Regions from separate parts of the Homo sapiens genome. Here regions 2, 3 and 4 are each linked to region 1. A link is a contact called in ENCODE Hi-C or POLR2A ChIA-PET data. All regions are on one chromosome and are shown on one strand. Each heading gives the region's core, a stretch centred on a gene start or an enhancer-like site at or near the end of the contact. The rest is flanking DNA. Distances are from core to core; before and after follow the strand shown. Region 1 holds the start of EGLN1 (egl-9 family hypoxia inducible factor 1). Region 2 holds the start of ARF1 (ARF GTPase 1). Region 3 holds the start of GUK1 (guanylate kinase 1). Region 4 holds the start of IRF2BP2 (interferon regulatory factor 2 binding protein 2).

Region 1 (3,692 bases), core at 507-3,006:
AGCTCCTTTATATTTTAAGAATTTCTGAATTAATTTGCTTGGATTTTATTAGTGCAAATGGCAGAGCTAGCAATTCCTTTTTCTGTGTTCCCATTCCATCCTATTCATCCCTCTTTTAGGAAACTCTGAACTCTGGATTGTCCTTGTTTACATACCTGCCTCCTGCATTGGACTATGTGTCTCTGAGTGTAGTATGACTAATTCATTTGTTTGTCAAGGACTCTCAATGCATTTGTTGAACAGCCTAATTAGTAATGTCTGCAACAATGACATTTTACTGTATTTAATAAAGCTCTGGGAAAGTAGGATACACATAAGACAGGTCTAGGTCTAAATTCTTTACAGAAACTTGGATTTTTAGTTCGGTTTGAAATTTGAAGATGTGAGTATATTTATCTCAGTTTCCCAAAGGACAAGCTAATTGGAATTATCATCCTCTTTCACTTGATTGGATCCCCAGAATGCCATTTACGCATGCAGCAGGATTTTATAACAGTTTTAAATTCTGTATATTTGATGAAGAGGTTTTATATTTTTGGATTCAAGCCTCTTTTTAAACTTCTACAATATGGTTTACAATAATTCCTTATATCCTGCTTTTGAAATACATATTACAACTTTTTAAGTTTGGAAGGCTATATTTCAAGGACTGAAGTTACAGTATACTCAAGTGATACACAAGCCTAGCACCCCACTTTCCACATAGTGTTCGATAAAGATTGATAAACTCGAAATCACAGACCTTTTAATTCTTAAGACAAATAGCAGCAGAAAGAAACATCTTTGGCTTATTTCTGGTAAGGTTTTTATGCTCTGTAAAACAAAGAATTGTATTCATCCGCGCAGCACAGATTCTATTAAAAATAAATGTGAGAGTCGTTAATGTAGTACTGCTCATTTACCATCAAAATTCACTTTTCAGGAATAATCCCATCAGTTTAAATTGGATATTGGAATGAGCATTGATTACATTTAACTTGGTAGCCCAAAATTTCTTCATGGGGTTTTGAACTCGGCGGGATTTCAAAGGTTTTAAAAATGAGTTTTTGATTTTTTTTAAAACCCTCAAATTTCATTACCTTTAAACTAGGTCGAAACGGGGCGCAAGAGATTGGATTAACACCATAGTAATACTTATTTTGTTCTTAACCATTTCAGGGCTTCTTGAAATAGAGGCTGTATGGTGTAATGGAAAAAACAGCCTTGGAATCTGGGAGCCTGATTCCTGGATTCAGTCCCAGTTTTGCGTGACCTTGGGCAAGTTACTTTACTTCTCTGAATTTCCGTTTCCTCCTCTGCAAAATGAGGATCGCAATAGCCACCTTGCAACCTTGACTGGAGCGAGCCTCGCACACCCCGCGCCGGCCTGGAGGAAGAGCAGCCATGATTACGCCGCCTTCGCTCCGCTACCCGCTTGCGGCTGGCGCCCTCCTCCAGCAGGTGTAGGCGCTGCCGCGCTGCCCCACGCCTTTCCGCCGCTCGCGGGCCTGCGCCTCGGCGTCCCCGAGGAGGCCGCTGCGGGCTGAGGTAGCGCACCGGCCTCTCGGCGTCCCAGTCCGGTCCCGGGCGGAGGGAAAGCGGGCGACCCACCTCCGAGGCAGAAGCCGAGGCCCGGCCCCGCCGAGTGCGGAGGAGCGCAGGCAGCCCCCGCCCCTCGGCCCTCCCCCCGGCCCTCCCGGCCCTCCCTCCGCCCCCTCCGCCCTCGCGCGCCGCCCGCCCGGGTCGCCGCGGGGCCGTGGTGTACGTGCAGAGCGCGCAGAGCGAGTGGCGCCCGTATGCCCTGCGCTCCTCCACAGCCTGGGCCGGGCCGCCCGGGACGCTGAGGCGGCGGCGGCGGCCGAGGGGGCCGGTCTTGCGCTCCCCAGGCCCGCGCGCCTGAGCCCAGGTTGCCATTCGCCGCACAGGCCCTATTCTCTCAGCCCTCGGCGGCGATGAGGCGCTGAGGCGGCTGCCGGCGCTGCGCCGGAGCTTAGGACTCGGAAGCGGCCGGGCCGAGGGCGTGGGGTGCCGGCCTCCCTGAGGCGAGGGTAGCGGGTGCATGGCGCAGTAACGGCCCCTATCTCTCTCCCCGCTCCCCAGCCTCGGGCGAGGCCGTCCGGCCGCTACCCCTCCTGCTCGGCCGCCGCAGTCGCCGTCGCCGCCGCCGCCGCCGCCATGGCCAATGACAGCGGCGGGCCCGGCGGGCCGAGCCCGAGCGAGCGAGACCGGCAGTACTGCGAGCTGTGCGGGAAGATGGAGAACCTGCTGCGCTGCAGCCGCTGCCGCAGCTCCTTCTACTGCTGCAAGGAGCACCAGCGTCAGGACTGGAAGAAGCACAAGCTCGTGTGCCAGGGCAGCGAGGGCGCCCTCGGCCACGGAGTGGGCCCACACCAGCATTCCGGCCCCGCGCCGCCGGCTGCAGTGCCGCCGCCCAGGGCCGGGGCCCGGGAGCCCAGGAAGGCAGCGGCGCGCCGGGACAACGCCTCCGGGGACGCGGCCAAGGGAAAAGTAAAGGCCAAGCCCCCGGCCGACCCAGCGGCGGCCGCGTCGCCGTGTCGTGCGGCCGCCGGCGGCCAGGGCTCGGCGGTGGCTGCCGAAGCCGAGCCCGGCAAGGAGGAGCCGCCGGCCCGCTCATCGCTGTTCCAGGAGAAGGCGAACCTGTACCCCCCAAGCAACACGCCCGGGGATGCGCTGAGCCCCGGCGGCGGCCTGCGGCCCAACGGGCAGACGAAGCCCCTGCCGGCGCTGAAGCTGGCGCTCGAGTACATCGTGCCGTGCATGAACAAGCACGGCATCTGTGTGGTGGACGACTTCCTCGGCAAGGAGACCGGACAGCAGATCGGCGACGAGGTGCGCGCCCTGCACGACACCGGGAAGTTCACGGACGGGCAGCTGGTCAGCCAGAAGAGTGACTCGTCCAAGGACATCCGAGGCGATAAGATCACCTGGATCGAGGGCAAGGAGCCCGGCTGCGAAACCATTGGGCTGCTCATGAGCAGCATGGACGACCTGATACGCCACTGTAACGGGAAGCTGGGCAGCTACAAAATCAATGGCCGGACGAAAGTAAGTGTGTGCTGCGGGTTTGTGCTGGACAGGCCCTTCTCGGCGGGCAGCCCCTGCCTGCGACTGAAACTGCCTAGGCTGAGAAGCAGCATTCCTCTATATAGAAGGGACTCGCTCTTTCTTGTGTAGCTCCCCGTAAGGAAGACGGACAGAATTTGTAGTAGCTGTTTATCTAGTTAGCCCCTTTGTATCCACTGTTTTCCACTTACTGCCCGTTCACAAACTTCTCCGGCTAATTGCATGGTTTTTTGACTCAACGTAGGCGCTTTAACTTTCCTATTTTCTTTTTTCCATTCCACTATTGGTCACAATTCAAACCTTAGTGGCGTTTTAGCCACCCAGTGAAGGGGTGTTAGAGTACCACCCAAAGCAAGTCCTGGTTCTGCATCTGCCTTGTGTTTGCATAAGCTGTTAAATTTCCTATGGTGTCTGAACCACTCATCACATTTCGATTGAGAGTCAAACGCTGTGTTCAGTTAGGAATTTGCCGGCTGACCGCAAAAAGGTACATTTAAAATAAGCATTTAGTCGAAAGACTCTGTATTCAGGAAGAGCTTGGCTACTCCCCTCCCCCTGTTATAGCTCTTATCCCTCACCCTGTTCCTACTGTTTTGAAACCCGTTACAAAAAGGGGAAAGAAGTATTTC
Region 2 (3,692 bases), core at 339-2,838, 3.3 Mb after region 1:
GTGACTAACATTTACACTACTCAATTCTTCTCAATTTTGGACCCAGCTAATAGTACGGCATTTCAGGACCTTATGGTTCTGGCTACCTAGGCAGTGCTGGTGAAAATTCAAATTAAATGAGGACACCATCCATGCGGTCACACGTGTTAGACAATGGCTAACGCAACAGCAGAGGGCCACAGGGGCCGCACACAACTGCACCGCGGCATCTCACACTCCTCCCAACACACTGCGGAAAACGCCAGAACCACCAGCCTTGCAACAGCCGGCAAAGAAAACTGCTGACCACTAGTTCTGAAACAAGAACTACAACTGCCCACTCCAACAGGGGCAGTGGCACCAACTCTACAGCTCTCAACTAGGCGGCGACTTCGGGGACCATCCAAAGCCTCCGACCTCCCTTCTTTTCCTGCCCGCGATTCCGAGTGCATTTCTGCTCAATTCCTGCAAAGCAGCAACTGGCTGCCTGGACTGAAAGGGAGTGCCAGGAGGTGCCGTCGGAATGGTTATTTAACACTCTAGGTGCGCACGGCTGTCCAGCCCCAATCTCACACGCCGTAACCACCCAGGCTGTGCTCCGAGAGAGCGCTGGGGCCGGCCTCTGCGGCCTAGAGTCTGCGAGCAGGTCGTTCCGCAGGCAGGTTAAAGATTCAGGTAGGTTAAAGATTCACCAGCTCAGAAGAGGCCTTCTTATCTACTGCCGACAACGTCAAGGAAACCACCCTGGAGTTAAAGCGAAGATCGACCGGCCCTCTGGAGGCCACCGGTGCCCTGAGTGCTGACCCCAAATTGCGTCTCACTGGTGTGAAGGGAGGCACTCTGGGCTCCCCCGGAGGTCCACGCATTCCGTTCAGCAGACAGGGAAGGGCACGGGGTTCCTGTCCACCTGCCCGCCCGCTCTCACCACCCCTGACCCGGTACCGTCTTCACAGCAAACACGAACTGGATGGAGTCGGGAGGCGAAGATGCAAGCCCCCACCACCTACATGACCTTGACGGCGTCTCAGGCCGCCCGAGCCTCAGTTTCCCGGTCCCCGAGGCGGGGGTCCGCCCGGATGCCGCTCGCTCGCCTGTACTCGGGTGGGGGAGGCCCCACGACCCCCACCGGCCCCCGCGGCCGCTAATCCCAACCGTCCACGCGCGGGCGGCCTCGGGAAACGAGAAAGGCAGAGGCGAGGGAAGCAGGAAGCCCAGGTTTCCTGGAGAAGAGCCCGGCGTCCAAGCGGACTTCCGGGCGACGGGCGGGGGCAGGGACAGGCAGAGGAGGACAAGCGGCCGCGAGCGACTTCGGGAACCTGTGAGGGGTGCGAGGAGCTCACCGACCCGCCCGTCCGCCCAGCCCCGACTCCGGCCGGGCCCCAGCCTCAGCCCGGCCCGTCTGCGTCCGCCCCCGGCCCGGCCCTGTCGCCGCCGCCGCCGCGGGGGTCGACGTGCCCTTCGCGAACCTCAAGTCGCCCCGAGGCCAGTCCCCAGCCCCCGCCGGCTCCAACGTCTCTGCGGCCCACACCGGCCCGCGCCCCTCGCCCTCACCTCAGAGGCTGCTGCTCCGAGCCAGGCGTTGGTTTTGCTCCCACAAGATGGCGGCTCTGACGGCGGCCACGTCAGCGCCTCCGGGCGCGGGGCACGCCGGGTAAGGGGCGGAGACGCCGGGAACTCCGCCCACCGTGCGCCCGCGACGCAGGCGCGCTGGCTCCGGTAGGGCTGCAGGGGGCGGGGCCGGGGACACCCTGCCCCGGGCCGCGGTCTTAGCTCGCGCGCACCCTAGGGGCGCGCACCCGTCTGCGCCTGCGCCTGTGAGTCTTCCGCGAAGACAGCCTGTGGCTCACTCCCGCCCGTTTGGCGTATTTGGAGACTGAGGCCCGGGGGGCTCCTGCAGCAACTGGAGCTGCGGGGCTGGTTGCCACCTTCCTCCTCCCACACCCGGCAGTCACCGGGAGGCCTCGGGGACTGCGTGAGGACGGGGGTGCGAGGCGCCCCTCGCCGGGGTTGGGGTTCCTGGCTCCCAGGCTGCGCGGGTCCACGTGCCCCGGCCCTGTGGAAACCTGTGGCACTCGCGGGGCCACGGCGGAAGGTCCGAAGGCGGGAGGCTTGCTGTGTCCCCGCACTGGCCTCGGCGCCCCGGCGGCCGCAGTGACGCGCGGGCTCATACCTGGGCCCGGAGCAGACGCCGGGGAGCTGGCCGCAGATGAAGCAAAGGAGGAGGTGGCCTGGGGACCCCGGGGTGAGGCGGGGGCCGTGGGGGTGGGGCCCAGGGTTGGGGACGGCCGCCCAGAAGGGAGGTCACAGTGGTCTCTAATGAGCTGGCCTTTAAGCTGAGATCCAGTTGAGGCGGAGGAGATCCCGCTCTCAGGCACCTGAACAGAGGACCGTTGCAGTCCCTCTGTGTTCCGTGTGCTGGAGGCCTGGCTCTGCCCACCACCCTCAGGTCTTCTTGCCTCTTCCCTTGTGCTGCTGTGAGGGGTTGGGCTTGTGGGAAAGTGTCCCTGCAGCACAGTGCCCTGGGTATTGTGGAGGTCGGGAATCAACCTGATTTGTGCAGGCCGAGGCCCGGGGGCAGGGCCTGAGGGGTGGGATCACTGGGCCTGGCCCAGGCCTCCTGCGCCCCTTTGCTGCCCCCATCACCTACGTTGCTTGCCCCTTGGGCAGGGCGTCCTCACTGCCTCTGGAGGCTGCGATGGGCAGATCTCTCCCCCAGGGCTGCACCTGCGGGGGCTACGAAGGTCCCCAAAAGCGGTGACCCTCCTGCCCCCAAATTTAGTCCCTTTTTCTGCCTGGGGCTCCCTTCCGAAATCTCACCTCTGTGAAGCTGTGGCAGGGTTGTCTGTTTAGGGGAAGGACGTCTCCCACCCTACAGGCATCTCAGATACTCTTGGAAAGCCCCAGGGAGGGTTGTGGATGCCTGTGGAACCTTCTGGTTGTGCTGCCTCTCCCTGCTCAGCCAGAGCGGGGCCATGTGCGGACATTTCACGGGGGTTACATGTGGTTATGGCCTCTTTAGGGCTGAAGGGACCTGGCTTTGGTTCTCTGCTGGCAGAGCGTGGCCAGGGGTGGCTCCAGGGTCACTGAGCGGGGATTGTGTGGGAACCAGAGCCTGCCTCCCCTTCCTTTAAAATACTTTTTATTTATTTATTTATTTTTGAGATGGAGTCTTGCTCTGTCGCCCATACTGGAGTGCAGTGACACAATCTTGGCTCACTGCAATCTCCGCCTCCCGGGTTCAAGCAATTCTCCTGCCTCAGCCTCCCAAGTAGCTGGGATTACAGGCGCCTGCCCCTATGCCCAGCTAATTTTTGTATTTTTAGTGGAGACAGGGTTTCACCATGTTGGCCATGGCTGGTCTCGAACTCCTGACCTCAGGTGATCCACCCGCCTCGGCCTCCCAAGGTGCTGGGATTACAAGTGTGAGCCACCGTGCCTGGCCCCTTTAAAATATATATTTTTTAATGTGAAAAAATGCAGACAGGAAAGAGTGTATGTCAGATACATGCACAGTTTAAAAAGTAATAAAATGGATTCCTGTATAGCCAGCCCTAGGGTTAAGAAATGTACCTTCCCCAGCCTGGGCAACATAATCTCTACAAAAATTTTACAAAGATAGCCAGGTGTGGTGGCACACACCTGTAGTCCCAGCTACTTGGGAGGCTGAGGTGGGAGGATCGCTTGGGCCCAGAAGTTCAAGGTTACAGTGACCT
Region 3 (3,692 bases), core at 629-3,128, 3.3 Mb after region 1:
CACACCACCACCGCTGGAGACAGGGCGGAGGCACAGGCTGCCTGCCTGCCTGGGGAGAGACCAGTGGCAGGGCGGTCACCAAAGCCACCTTCCATGGAGCACACCCAAGGGAGAAAACTGTGGCCCAGGCCTCAAGGCTCCTGCAATCTTGCGGTGGAAACCACGGAGCCTTTGCCCTGACCAGAACACATGCGCCAAAGGTGTCTTCCTGTGGGCAGAGGGAAGCATTCCAGCAAACATTCTGTGCTCTCCACTCTCACCAACCCACAGTCGCAAACTCCAATCAGCTGCCTGGCAAGAAGCCACACAACCCACAACTGTAAGGACCTGCCAGGCACGTGGTCTCCACAGGAGCTCCGAGATGGAAGGTCTCCTGGGAGCCGCCGGCGCAGATCCATGTTCCGGAATGGTCTCTGCCAGAACGCTCCCTGGACTGGGCTCCCATGCTGCCCCAGCAGCCGCTTTCCTGGAAAGGCACTCCCTGCTGTGGCGGCATAATCTCCTCCTTCTGGCTTCCAGCCATCCTAAGGACTGAACAGAGTCACCACCTTGCCCCCGGCCCACTGTTCGAGGAGATGCTAACAGAGGGCTTGACCTTCTGAGAACCGAGAGAATTCAGCCCCCGCCTGGCCTCTCGTAAGACACAAACCACCAGACGTGGGCCTGGGCTCTGGGCTGGGCCAGGTGGATGAAGGGGAGGCTGGTGGTCCAGGCGGCTGCTCTTGGCTGCAGGGTTTCTGGGCACACATCCGGGTAGCACGCATCCTGGCCTTCAGCAACCTCGTTTTAAATGGGACCACACCAGGAGCAGCCAGGGCGCTTTCATTTTCACTTTCTTTCCCCGGGGGGGACAGGAACATTCCTTTACCTCCTGAGGAAATCGGGCTCTTCCAGAGCCACAGAGGAGTGAAGGCCCCAGCCCTTCACGATGCTGCGCGGCTATGTTTGGGTCTGTCCATCAGGGAGAAAGAAAAACCGGCCGAGTCTTGCACAGGGTCCTCGACAGCAACCCCAGGTAAAGAGCAGAGCAAGCCTGAGACAGGAAGGGGCCATGAGCCCAAAGACAGCAGAGCAGGACCCAGCCCGGGGCCTCAGGACCGACCTCTTTCATGCAAAGACGAAACCGAGGCCCACCACACGCAGGGTCAAAATCAACTTTGAGGCACCTGCTTCCCACACCAGTCCTTACTGGGGCATACTTCTAAGGCGACGCTCAAGAATGGCAGCAGGGCAGCTTCAAGAACCCCAACCCGGACTCTGGCTTTGGAGAATCCGAACCCCAAATGCCACACCCATGCGTCGGGAAGGCCTGCTGTTTCCCCAAGTCCCCGTCTCTGCGCCGTGCCGCGGAGTAGGCAGAATCCTGGGAGCCCCGGAATAGCCGGCTCCATCCGCCCAGGACCCCAAGGCTTGCAGGGTGAGGTGGGAACCGGAGCGCACACCGCGCCGGGCCAGCGGTAGGGACTCCCAGCTGCTCTCTTTGGCGGCGCGCCCAGGTGTCGGGAAGACACCGAGCGCTCCTATACGCCCGGGGAGCAGCTCGACACTGCGATAACTGCCGGCCTGCCCAGCTCCTGAGGAGCGCCCCGCCCTCCGGGACCCGGGCTCCGCTGCGTTGCCAGCCCGTCCGCCCTCCAGAGCTCCCCCGTTCTCAGGGCCCACAGTTGAATGCGGCACAGGGCGTCTCGGCTAGGAGGAGATCCGGAGGCGGCGTGGACTGGGCGACCGCAAAGCGCAGGGACCGCTGCCGCCTCGACCCGAGTCACCCTCGCGATCGCGCTTGTCGTACTCACCGTCCGGTGGGGCCCGGCCCAGGGCGGCCGCAGCCAGCCCGGCCAGCGGGCGCCGCAGCATCCGGGGCCACCTCTTCCGCCCACTGAACCTACGTGACAGCGCCGCACCGGCCCACCTCCGCCCGCGCGCGAGACTGACGTCATGAGGCGACTGCCCCGCCCATGTCTCACTCGTTCTTCCCCGCCCCTTAGGGAAGTACTTACCTCAGTGCCTCGCTAGCCCCGCCTCCACCTGCGCTGGCCTGTCGCGACCGCAGGGGCGTTCAGCACAGCGCCCTCCCAGCCCGTCTTCTCCCGCTGCGTCACAGCGCCACGCCGGCCCGCCTCCACACAGCGCGAACTAACATCACGACCCGCCGGCCCCGCCCACGGCGTACTTGTCCCGCTTGTCACTCAGAGAAGTACCTCAGTGCAGCGCGGGCCCGGCTTTCATCTGCTACGTCACAGCGCTGCCTCAGCCCGCCTCCTCCCGCTTATGTCACAGCGCCGTTTCCGTCCTCCATCTACACTGCAGGGACCTAACTAACGAACGACTCCGCTAGCCCGTTCCAAACCGGCCACTCTCCAAAAACCATTAATTGGGGAATGTGGCCGGGCGCGTGGTTCACGTCTGTGATCCCAGCTCTTTGGGAGTCCGAGCCGGGAGGACCGCTTGAGGCCAGGAATTGGAGACCAGCCTGGGGATCATAGGGAAACCCCTTCTGTACCAAAAAATTTAAAAACTTTTTTGTGCCTGTAGTCCTTGCTACTCGGGAGGCTGACGTGGGACGGTCGCTTGAGCCTGGGCAGTCGAGGCTGCAGTGAGCGGTGTTCGTGTCACTGCACTCCAGTCTGTGTGACAGAGCGAGACCCTATTTCTTTCTTTTTTTATTTTTTGAGACGGAGTTTCGCTCTTGTCACCCAGGCTGGAGTTCAGTGACGCCATCTCTGCTCACTGCAACCTGGGCCTCCTAGGTTCAAGCGATTCTCCTGCCTCAGCCTCCCGAGTAGCTGGGATTACAGGCGCCCGCCACCACGCCCAGCTAATTTTTGTATTTTTAGTAGAGACAGGGTTTCACCATGTTGGCCAGGCTGGTCTTGAACTCCTAACCTCAGGTAATCCACCAACCTTGGCCTCCCAAAGTGCTGGGATTACAGGCGTGAGCCACTGCACCTGGCCACGGGACTCTATTTCTAAAAATTATTTTAAATTTTTAAAAAAGATTTATTGAAGGCTGGGTGCAGTGGCTCACACCTGTAATGCCAGCACTTTGGGAGTCCGAGGCAGGCAGATCACCTGAGGCCAGGAGTTTGGGACTAGCCTGGCCAAAATGGTGAAACTCTGTCTCTACTAAAAATACAAAATCAGCTGGGTGTGGTCGTGGGCCCCTGTAATTCCAGCTACTGGGGTGGCTGAGGCAGGAGGATCACTTGAACCTGGGAGGTGGAGGTTGCAGTGAGCCGAGATCAAGCCACGGCACTCCAGCCTAGACGACAGAATGAGACTCCGTCTCAAAAAAAAAAAAAAAAAGTATTGAATGTGAACTGCAGGAGAGCAAGAAAAAAAGTAAAACTTTAAAAAATACAACTTCAAAAAAATGTGTTGGGGCTGGGCACCATGGCTCATGCCTGCAGTCCCAGCACTTTTGGAGGCCAAGGCGGATGGATCACTTGCCCCGGAGTTGGAGACCAGCCTGGGCAACATGGCAAAGCCTTGTCTCTATTTTTTTTAAATACTAATAATAAAACAGTTTGTTGGACAAGGGATTGTAACCTGGAATACATGTGCTATGTCATACCATAGGTGCTGCATTGGGGGAGGTGGGCAAGGAGAAGCTTTTTAGGCAAAAAAAGGGGAAGTTCACTGTCAGAGGCAAAATTATGTCATATGTATTCATAGGTCTCGCTGGCTTTTATTCG
Region 4 (3,692 bases), core at 1,193-3,692, 3.2 Mb before region 1:
TGCTTCAGAGCTACATGAAAGGCCAGGCTGCATGAAAGACTTCTGATACAATATAAGGAATTGCTGCCCTGAATCCAGCCTTAACCCCCTTGATTCCGGATCGAGCCCAGAACTAAAATAGCCCTTCCATTTTCCATCGGGCATTTCATTAGGGAAGTTACAACAACTCAGTTTCGACATGAAACTGGCAGTGTAAAATAAGAAGGAAATGCTCTTCCTTTGGAGAAGAAAAGCTCCGTTTTGCAAAGATCTTAGTATCGTGGCAGAATTTCTATCTCTAATTCTATTTTAGGATGGAGTGGCAGGCTCTCCCCTTGAGGCCATTACAGTACCAGCTTGCAGAGAAATGAGTATAATTAGGCCACAACTCTAATGGTGAGTTGTGTTTTCTTTTAGTATGTTTCAGTCAATGCTTAGTGGGGCCGTCTCTTGGGGGCGATGAGTTGGTTCATTTCTCTGCAGCACAAGGACTGGACTTCATCCCCTTTGGGCAGTGACGCAGTGGGTGAAGGCATGTACTGGAATGAGTGTCACAGGGTCTCTGAGGAGGGTGACCAAAGGGACAGGTCTTGAAAGCGGTGTGCAACAGCAGGGCCTGGGAGTGACCAAACCCGCTGGCACCAGCTACTCCCGGGAAGGATCTGGACAGGCCCCATTCTCCCAGCTTGGAGAGGGTGAGGCAGGATTGCAATTGCAGGGCAAGATCCAGGAACAGATGCAGAGACCTTTAAAACAGGCGCACCTTCTATGGAAATCCCCAAAAGACATTCAAGGTTAGCCTGTAAAAACATTTAGGTCTGACATTACGTTTTCTGTGCCATTTTCGAACAGGTTTTTTCATGTGTTTTAAGCAGCTCCCTCCACTGTTTCTCTAAGGGTGTTTTTCCTCTTCCTTGTGGTTAATCCTTTGAAGCAACCTGGTATTTTCAATAGCAACGACTAGAGAGAAACGTCAGCATGATTTTTTTTTTCTCTCCACCTACCAATCCAGTTGTAGGAAAGATAATATAATTAGTACCCTGTTCTTCCCACACTTAACCAGCTCATTCCAGTCTCAAGGGAGAGTTGTGGGCCTGTGTTCCCAACAAAAGCAGCTCCAGAGGCCGCCCTTAAAGAGCTTAAGTGTAAAAGTCCCAATTGAAGAGCGACTAAGCCTACGTGTATTAGGGAGACTAACGACCAGCCCAAAGTGATTTACCATAACACACACTAGCTCCTCCTCCCGATAAAAGTGCGAAACTCAAACATTCAATTCAGTCTGGGCTGAGTCTGAGGCTGCCAACGGTGGCAGACCTGCAGGCCGGGCTCATCCCGGCCTGGGTGGCATATAGGGCAAAAGTCCGCCTCCGTCGGCGGCCCGCCCTGCGGGACGGCGGGCCAGCCAGCCAGCCGGTCGCCCCCACGGCCCTCGGGAACCTCGCGGAGGCGAGCAGGACCCCCCCCCCCCCCACTCGCGCCCTCGCCTCCCGCCACCTCGAGTCCAAGTTCGGGCCCGGGGGCGGCGCCTCGACGCCCAGACTCGCCGAAGGGGGTGGAGCCTGCGCTGTGACGCGGCCGCGCTGGCCGTAGACCCCGGATCCCTGGAATGTGCATTCGTTCCACGAGGCCCTAGTGCCAGCGGCGCCGAGGCACGTCTGCGCGGAGCGTGCGCACTCGCGGCGGCGGCCGCCCACGGCCCCGCGCCCACGTCACGCGCCCGCCGCGCATACCTACATAAGGCAGCCGGGGCGACTGGCGCGGCGAGGCCCCCGATGAACAGGGCGGGCTGGACGGGGCTAAGAGCGGCACTTGGTGTTCGGGAGAGGCTAGTCCGAACCGCGCTCCCTCCCCTCCAGAGGGCTCCGTGGAAAACGCGCGAGCCAGCTGGCGGCGTGTGCACGTGGTGCTGGGCTTGGGAATATTCACAGTCTCCCTAGTTAGTAAAAGGGACAGGCGGGGCGTATGTCCTTTCCAAGACAAATGCAAAGCACCAGTGACGGATTTCATGCTATGTGTCCGACATTGAGCTTTCAAGTATAACTCCTAAAAAACCAGAACTGTGAACCACGCTAGACCTAAATTCCCCATTCTCAGGAGACTGACGGAAACCAAGTGACAAAGTGTCCTTGCATAAAAGAAAAAAAATGATTTTTAGCACGATTTGGCCCAGAGGCACACCAGAGGAAAACATCCTGAGGGTGGTCGGGACAGCCGGGTGGGGCGCGAAGTGAGGGAAAGTGGAGGAAAAGCACTCGATCACTTTGCGCGGTGTTCCGAAGGGAACACCGGCGCTGCGCTGCTGCGCTGCCCCGCGGGCGGGCGGGCGCCGCGTAGCCGGCTCTCCCGGCAGCGCTCCTTCGGCGCGCGGGGGGAGGGGGAGCGCGCGCGCGGGAGGGCGGGCACGCGCACGAGGGGAGGGGGCCCGCGCAGGCGCCGTGCGAGACTGTCGAAGAATCAAGTCTGTAGAAGTGGAGCGGTCGCGGCGGCAGCAGCAGCAGCGACGGTGGCGGCGGCGGAGCTGAGGCGGGCTGGCCGCTGACGCTGGCGCTGGAGAGCGGCGACGCCAGGAGCTGTGAGAGAGCGGCGGAGCGACCCGGGGCCCGCGCCGCGCCCGAGCTCCACGCCGCCCGGCCGCCGCCACCCCGGCGCGGCATGCCCCGCCGCTCGGGCTGAGCCTGCCCCGGCGGCCGCCCCCCGCCCCCTGCCCCCCCGGCCTCCCCGCCCCCCGCCCCGCACTCCGTGCCGGCCGCCGCCGCGACCTGCTGCGCTCCCCCGCGCCCGCGCGGCCCGTCTTCGCCCCGGTCTGGAGGCCCGCCGCGGCTCCGGCCGAGCCCCCACCGCCGCGCCCGCCGCCCCGCCGCGCCGCGCCGCCCGCCCGTGCCCGGGCCGGCCGGGGGGAACTGCTGCCGCGGCTGCAGCCCCTCACCTCGCGCCCGCCGCCCCTCGTGCACCGGGGGCGCTGCGCGGGCGCCGAGCCTTCGCGGGCTTTGCCGCCGCCGCCGCCGCCTTTGCGGCCGCCGCCGCCGCTGGTGGGGGAGACGCGGGGTTGGGGGGGGAGGAGGGCGCGCGTGGTGCCGGTGGGGGGCGGCGGCGGCGCCCCCTCCTCCTCCTCCGCCTCCTCCTCCGGCGTCGCGGGCTCCTCGGACATGGCCGCGGCGGTGGCGGTGGCGGCCGCGTCCCGGCGGCAGTCGTGCTACCTGTGTGACCTGCCCCGCATGCCCTGGGCCATGATCTGGGACTTCACCGAACCCGTCTGCCGCGGCTGCGTCAACTACGAGGGCGCCGACCGCGTCGAGTTCGTCATCGAGACGGCGCGGCAGCTCAAGCGGGCGCACGGCTGCTTCCCGGAGGGTCGCTCCCCACCCGGCGCCGCGGCCTCGGCCGCCGCCAAGCCGCCGCCGCTCTCCGCCAAGGACATCCTTTTGCAGCAGCAGCAGCAGCTTGGCCACGGCGGCCCCGAGGCGGCCCCGCGCGCGCCGCAGGCCTTGGAGCGCTACCCGTTGGCGGCCGCGGCCGAGAGGCCCCCGCGCCTCGGCTCTGACTTCGGCAGCAGCCGCCCGGCAGCGAGCCTGGCCCAGCCGCCGACGCCGCAGCCGCCGCCCGTGAACGGCATCCTGGTGCCCAACGGCTTCTCCAAGCTAGAGGAGCCGCCCGAGCTGAATCGCCAGAGCCCGAACCCGCGGCGCGGCCACGCGGTGCCGCCCACCCTGGTG

What was found. Hi-C counts contacts between places; a loop is a spot of excess contacts on that map. ChIA-PET counts read pairs that join two places held with the same protein, here RNA polymerase II (POLR2A). Pooled maps may share reads with other maps.
Region 2: a map of B cell shows a loop between it and region 1 (14-fold over the local background). The contact joins the promoter of ARF1 here to the promoter of EGLN1 in region 1. A Hi-C loop is called at or near these places in 1 of 168 maps with a recorded cell type or tissue (B cell), 1 of 37 single-sample maps with no recorded cell type and 5 of 50 pooled maps.
Region 3: a pooled map shows a loop between it and region 1 (8-fold over the local background). The contact joins the promoter of GUK1 here to the promoter of EGLN1 in region 1. A Hi-C loop is called at or near these places in 1 of 168 maps with a recorded cell type or tissue (transverse colon) and 4 of 50 pooled maps. POLR2A ChIA-PET finds 5 or more read pairs at or near these places in 1 of 52 experiments (activated B cell).
Region 4: a loop to region 1 is called in a map of OCI-LY7, with 11 times the contacts of the local background. The contact joins the promoter of IRF2BP2 here to the promoter of EGLN1 in region 1. A Hi-C loop is called at or near these places in 2 of 168 maps with a recorded cell type or tissue (OCI-LY7 and gastrocnemius medialis) and 4 of 50 pooled maps.

Annotation. Positions count from the first base shown.
Region 1 is chr1:231,420,351-231,424,042 of GRCh38, reverse strand. EGLN1 (egl-9 family hypoxia inducible factor 1) reads left to right here and starts at 1,756. Exons shown (of 5, transcript NM_022051.3): 1 at 1,756-3,045. The coding sequence starts at 2,155. RefSeq lists silencers at 1,291-1,615, 1,371-2,550 and an enhancer at 2,931-3,200.
Region 2 is chr1:228,080,604-228,084,295 of GRCh38, reverse strand. ARF1 (ARF GTPase 1) reads right to left here and starts at 1,588. Exons shown (of 5, transcript NM_001658.4): 1 at 1,531-1,588. RefSeq lists silencers at 1,202-1,301, 1,332-2,151, 2,162-2,291.
Region 3 is chr1:228,138,465-228,142,156 of GRCh38, reverse strand. GUK1 (guanylate kinase 1) reads right to left here and starts at 1,878. Exons shown (of 8, transcript NM_001159390.2): 1 at 1,794-1,878. The coding sequence starts at 1,854. RefSeq lists a silencer at 1,292-1,851 and enhancers at 1,862-2,091, 2,202-2,251.
Region 4 is chr1:234,608,928-234,612,619 of GRCh38, reverse strand. It overlaps IRF2BP2 (interferon regulatory factor 2 binding protein 2), which reads left to right and starts at 2,442. Exons shown (of 2, transcript NM_182972.3): 1 at 2,442-3,692. The coding sequence starts at 3,126. RefSeq lists silencers at 1,218-1,817, 2,298-2,487, 2,548-2,647, 3,028-3,107, 3,348-3,627 and enhancers at 2,068-2,167, 2,270-2,967.